Regions from separate parts of the Homo sapiens genome. Here region 1 is linked to region 2. Evidence: read pairs that join two places in POLR2A ChIA-PET (ENCODE). Cell type or tissue: K562. All regions are shown on one strand. Links, peaks and the distances in the headings refer to the core of each region. The heading gives the core; the rest is flanking DNA.

Evidence for each region. ChIA-PET counts read pairs that join two places held together with the same protein. Peaks named below come from ENCODE experiments on the same cell type or tissue, not always from the same donor. Only the 100,000 strongest peaks of a DNase experiment are listed, where the experiment ranks them.
Region 1: POLR2A ChIA-PET joins it to region 2 with 5 read pairs; 9 of 35 experiments call an interaction of 5 or more read pairs at or near these places.

Annotation. Positions count from the first base shown.
Region 1 is chr3:142,497,662-142,500,583 of GRCh38, forward strand. ATR (ATR checkpoint kinase) reads right to left here. Exons shown (of 47, transcript NM_001184.4): 31 at 1,966-2,057; 32 at 936-1,113. Among named protein-coding and RNA genes, the nearest start is that of XRN1, 51 kb to the left of the region's middle. In K562, for the core only: no CTCF peak of the experiment used is centred there; no DNase peak of the experiment used is centred there.
Region 2 is chr3:142,573,076-142,575,914 of GRCh38, forward strand. All of the region lies in intron 1 of ATR (ATR checkpoint kinase), which reads right to left. Among named protein-coding and RNA genes, the nearest start is that of ATR, 4.2 kb to the right of the region's middle. In K562, for the core only: no CTCF peak of the experiment used is centred there; a DNase peak (open chromatin) is centred at 1,796.

The DNA of each region.
Region 1 (2,922 bases), core at 177-2,676, 76 kb before region 2:
CCTAATTAAACTGGAGAATGATGGATAAAACTAAATTCAAATGTATGAAACCAAAATTTACCACCTAAATGAAGATAAAAGAAAATATGGATCCATTATAAACCAACATGAGGTATTTGCATATATTGCTGGTGCTACTATAAGAGGGCCTGGCATAGCAGATGATAGTAAAAAATTATGAAATTAATGTAGTTTTTTTCTAAGAGTGATGGAAACTTTGATACATTCACACTAGCTTTTTCCCCCTTGTATGATAGTCAGTGTCTATGATTCAGTGTTCAAGGTACAAGGATATAGCTGAGTAGCTACAGAACAGAATTAAACTCAGTGGTCCAATCTCTAGTTTCATTAAGATATCACCAAACGGGTTGATACTAAATATAATGAATTCTTCTAACTTAAAAAAACAGTGCTATGTAGTAAATTTCTTATACCTTAATTACAATATTTAGTTTATCATTTTTCCTCAGGTAGAATTCATAGACCTAAAATGTTTTCCAACATTTTCTTCTTCACCTATAAAAGTTAATATTCTTTCTAGTAATGTGATGCCTATATTTTTGGGGGGAAATATCAAACACATTTCTAAATGAAAAGGAAAGGGAAACAACAAATACCAAGCACCAATGTGCCAGGTGCTATAGATGTCTATATTATATTTGGTTATATAGAAAGCAAACTATGACATTACAAGAGGACAAACATAAGATATTTTTATTATGTTTTTCATTAGTCTCATAGTTGCCTTTCCTTAAAAGGATGTATGTTAGAATTTTAACTGTAGGGTGATTGTGAGGTAAAAAGAATGAAAGAGCTGTCTAGTGTAGCTATGCATGAAACCAAACTCACTATCAATTATTTACTCAAAAAAATTTTCCAATCCTGTCAGGTGACATTTATAGGCCAGAAATATAAAAATGGAAATTCCAAAATACCTCACAATATATTCATATCCTCGTTGGTAGGAGCCTCTTTCAAAGCTTGCAGCTGAAAGAGGTACAATTTGTTCTGCTCTCACTAGTTTCAGTGAGTCATAAAAAGCTGTGATATCTCTTTTTTTGGCTGATAATAATAGCTGTCCCAGTCTGACACTCCATGTTGTAGATTTTCCATCTGAAAAACAAATGAAGAGTCAAGAAATGTCACGGTAGCTGGGTCCAAGAGTCAGCTTTATTTCATTAGATAAAATGGTCAGCTGAAATATCAAACAGGTGGCTTCATTCCTTTTTTTTTTTTTGAGACAGAGTCTCACTCTGTGGTCCAGGATAGAGGGCTATGGCATGATTATAGCTCACTGCAGCCTTGAACTTCTGGGCTCCAGTGATCCTCCCACCTCAGTCTCCTGAGTAGGTGAACAGGCATGAGCCACCATGCCCAGCTAAGTTTTTTAAAAAACATTTTTGCAGAGACAGTCTCAGTATTTTGCCCAGACTGGTCTAGAGCTCTTGGCTTCAAGCAATCCTCCCACCTTGGCCTCCCAAAACACTGAGATTACAGGTGTGAGCCACCATGCCCAGCCTGGTTTCATTCTACTTTGAACAACTAAACAAGGCAATCATAAAACAGGCTAAGATATTAAGTATGAATGTTGCTAAGTTACTTAAGTCTGAATATTTATGTCATATTAAAACCGCTTTTTTTTTTTTTCTTTGAGATGGAGTCTCACTCTGTCACCCAGGCTGGAGTGCAGTGGCGCGATCTCAGCTCACTGCAACCTCCAACTCCCAGGTTCAAGCAATTCTCCTGCCTCAGCCTCCCGAGTAGTTGGGACTACAGGCGCGTGCCACCACGCCCAGCTAATTTTTTGTATTTTTAGTAGAGACGGGGTTTCACTGTGTTAGCCAGGATGGTCTCGATCTCCTGACCTCATGATCCGCCCGCCTCAGCCGCCCAAAGTGCTGGGATTACAGGCGTGAGCCACCGCACCCATCCTAAAACTGCTTATATTTTAAGAAGTAATTTTACCTGCTGCCAAATAGTTTTCCACCAAATCCCACTGTGACAATTTCCAAGCTGCTTCCACTCTGTACGTGTTTAATTCATCTGTCCACTCGGACCTATTAAAAGAAACCCATATCAACTAAACTTTAATTTATTTAAGGTGACATTCAGAGATTTTTCATTGGTTTACATACTCTATTTATTATATTTATTGAATTTGCATTATATTGTATTTTGTTCTTAGATATAAAATAATTATCTCTATCCAGAAACTATCCAGAAAATTTTAATCTTTCCATCCTTCAAAAATATTTTTTCACTAATTACTTCTGATACACCATTTAAAATGACATTCTTCAACAAATTAAAGTGTGCCATATATTAGAGCAGAGTTAATTCCTGAATAATAACTAAGCCCATTGTAAAAATAGCTGCATGCTTAATTTGAACAAAGAGCAAGGAAGAAAAAGAGCCAACTGAACACACATAAATTCAGAGGTAAGCAATTCCAATAACTCAGAATTCTGAATTAAATTTAAGACAAAAATACAGGGGGGCCAGTGGTATAACTTACGGACAGTTGGGAGGTATCTAGAACAATACCAAGAGCAAAAGAAAGTTACAATGATTTGTCAATGGCATAACAAAGTATATAAAACTAGCTACGTAAAATATATACCTATTTTTAAACTACTTTCAGTTAGTTTAAAATTTGAGTTTGCAAAACCAGTATGATATAGGCTAATTATTTTGTTCTAAGCATTCTACTTAGGTGACATTAGGATGACCAGTGATATTTGAGATCATGACTACACAGAAACCGCTAGGCTTTCCTCATGTTTCTTTTTTATTAATCATACTTTCTGAATTTCTGCCATATGTTTAGATCCTAGGCTAGGTACAATTTTCCATTTAATAATCTAATAACACTGCATACAGCACATATATATCCATATTATAAATAAAGTAACAGAGAGGCTG
Region 2 (2,839 bases), core at 340-2,839:
CATCACCTAGAACTTGCTTAATAGAAAAACTTACTGAAATTAACAAATGTTTTTAAGTAACATAAACTCTAGACACAAAGAATCAAAGGGCCAGGCGTGGTGGCTCATGCCTGTAATCACAGCACTTTGGGAGGCTGAGACGGACTGATCACTTCAGGTCAGGAGTTCCAGATCAGGCTGCCCAACATGGTGAAACCCTTTCTCTACTAAAAGATAGAAAAATTAGCCAGGCGTGGTGGTGGGCGCCTATAATCCTAGTTACTTGGGAAGCTGTGGCACTGAGGCAGGAGAATCGCTGGGACATGGAGGTGGAGGTTGCAGTGAGCCAAGATCGCACCACTGCACTCCAGCCTGGATGACAGAGTGAGACTTCATCTCAAAAAAAAAAAAAAAAAAAAGCAAGTTTGTATATGCTACTAAATAAAGTCCTTAAAAAAAAAAAAGAATCAAAGAACAAGTAGTTACATTTGCATATGAAAGCAAAACAACTTAGTGCTATGTATCTTATTTAAATCAGCGCTGGCCAATAGAAATATAACGTAAGCCATAATTTTGTTATTTTCTGGTAGCCACATTAAGAAAAGAAACAGGAAAAAAACAATTGATCCTAACAATATATCTGAAATATTAGGTGAATGTGTAATCGATATAAAAATTATTCATGAGATCTTTTACATTCTTTTTTCTGGTACTAAGTCTTTGAAACCCACTGTGTATCTTATATTTACAGCACATCTCAATTTAGACTAGCCGCATGTGAGGTGGTCAATGGTCACATTTGGCTAGTGGCTACCATAGTATAGGGCATCACAAATTTAACAAAAAATTCAAAATCTGTAATTACAAGGTAACATGAATTGTTTTAGACAAAGTCAGGAGACATTATGATAAACCACAGTAATTTCACAAGTATCATTTAAAAATGTGAACAAAGAGGAACATGGGAAGAGGAGCCAGGATTGTGGGTAGTGGTCAGAGTTTCTTACAAAGTTTCATTTTGTAAAGATTATGTACTCATGTATTATTTGTGTAATTTTTAAAAATCAGTTTTAGAAAAATGTAAATTGATTACCATTCATTAGATCTACTATCAGAAGAAAGAAACTTGGCCGGGCGTGGTGGCTCATGTCTGTAATCCCAGCACTTTGGGAGGCTGAGGTGGGCGGATCACTTGAGCCCAGGAGTTTGAGACCAGCCTGGGCAACATGGTGAAACCCCGTCTACAAAAATACAAAAATTAGCCAGGCATGGTGGCACACACCTGTAGTCCCAGCTACTTGGGAGGCTGAGGTGGGAGGATCGCTTGACCCCAGGAGGCAGAGGTTGCAGTGAGACATGTTCATGCTATTGAACTCCAGCCTGAGCAACAGGTGAGCCAGTCTCAAAAAAAAAAAAAAAAAAAGAAAAAAGAAAGAAAACTCACAGGAGTGAGCACTTCTTATTTTGTGACTTCTACCCTGGAACTGAGCTAAGAGGGTATAACTTTTCAAAAGCATACTATAAAATTTGAGTATTAATGTAAGTATTATATAAAGCTTAGGCACCTCCTCTGAGGTAAGCATCAAATACCAGGATAACCAAGACAGAATGCACCTGCCCTAAAATAATTTGCAGATTAAAGGACAAACAAGAGGTAATTATGGTTAAGAACTGACAGGCCCAAGAAAGAACACAAAGGGACACTCAGCCCTGAGCAGGGCCCTGTCAGTCATGGCTTCCTTAACGAGGTGATACAAAACTGACTCCCTAAGGGACAAGGCAGTGAAATAAGGGTAAGAGGGAGGGTAGTCCAAGCACTGGAAACTGTAAGAGGCTCTATGTGGCTAAAGCCTTTAGAGATGCAGCTGAAGAGGGAAGATAAGGTTAAATTTCAAAGGACTGGCTAAGTAGTTTGGATTTTACACTGAAGGCAATGTGTAAGCACTGAAGGATTTTAAGGAAGTAAAAATTAAGCAAGTTTTAAAAAACTTGCTTATTTCCCTGTTTAAAAGATTCCAATGGTTTCCCATCACACAATAAAATCTCACTCCTTTTTCTAGCCTCCAAGGTGCTGAAGGATGTGGCCCTTGCCTACCCCTCCCTGTTTAACTCATACCACTCCCCTCTTTACTCCCTGTGCTCCAGCCTTCTTACTATCCTTTTAAAAGTAGGCTCATTCAGCCTTGGCATGGTGGCTGAGGTGGGTGCATCACTTGAGGTCAGGAGTTGGAGACAACCTGTGCAACATGGTAAAACCCCATCTTCACTAACAATATAAAAATTAGCTCGGTGGTGCAAGCCTGTAGTCCCAGCTACAGGAAAGGGAGGCTGAGACAGGAAAATCGCTTGAACCCGGGAGGCAGAGGTTGCAGTGAGCAGAGATCACGCCACTGGAGAGGGCGAGACTCCGTCTCAAAAAAAAAAAAAAAAAAGCAGGCTCATTCCCACTTATGGGCCTTTGTACTTCCTATTCCATCCCAGATTCACGTGACTAGCTTCTTTACACCATCAAATCTCCTCTAGTGGCTAATGCTGCTGCTCCTCAGAACCTCCTCCACATCCCACTGTTCCATTTAACATTTTAATAGCAACTATCACATTTGAAAATGTCTTACAACTACAAAGCAATCTCAAGTAGGAAAATCAGAGAAGGTGATTCTGAAATGACATCTAAATGAAACCATCCAGTGTTCAGATAGAAGGAACAGCAAACGATTAAAGGCAGGAACAGCCTTGGTATCCTGGAGAAACAAGGTCAGTATCACTAGAGTAAAGTAAGCAAAAGAGGGATAAAAGGTGATGAAGTCAGAGGCAGGCTGAGCCAGATTATGTAGAACCTTAGAGGCCTTGGTAAGGAGTT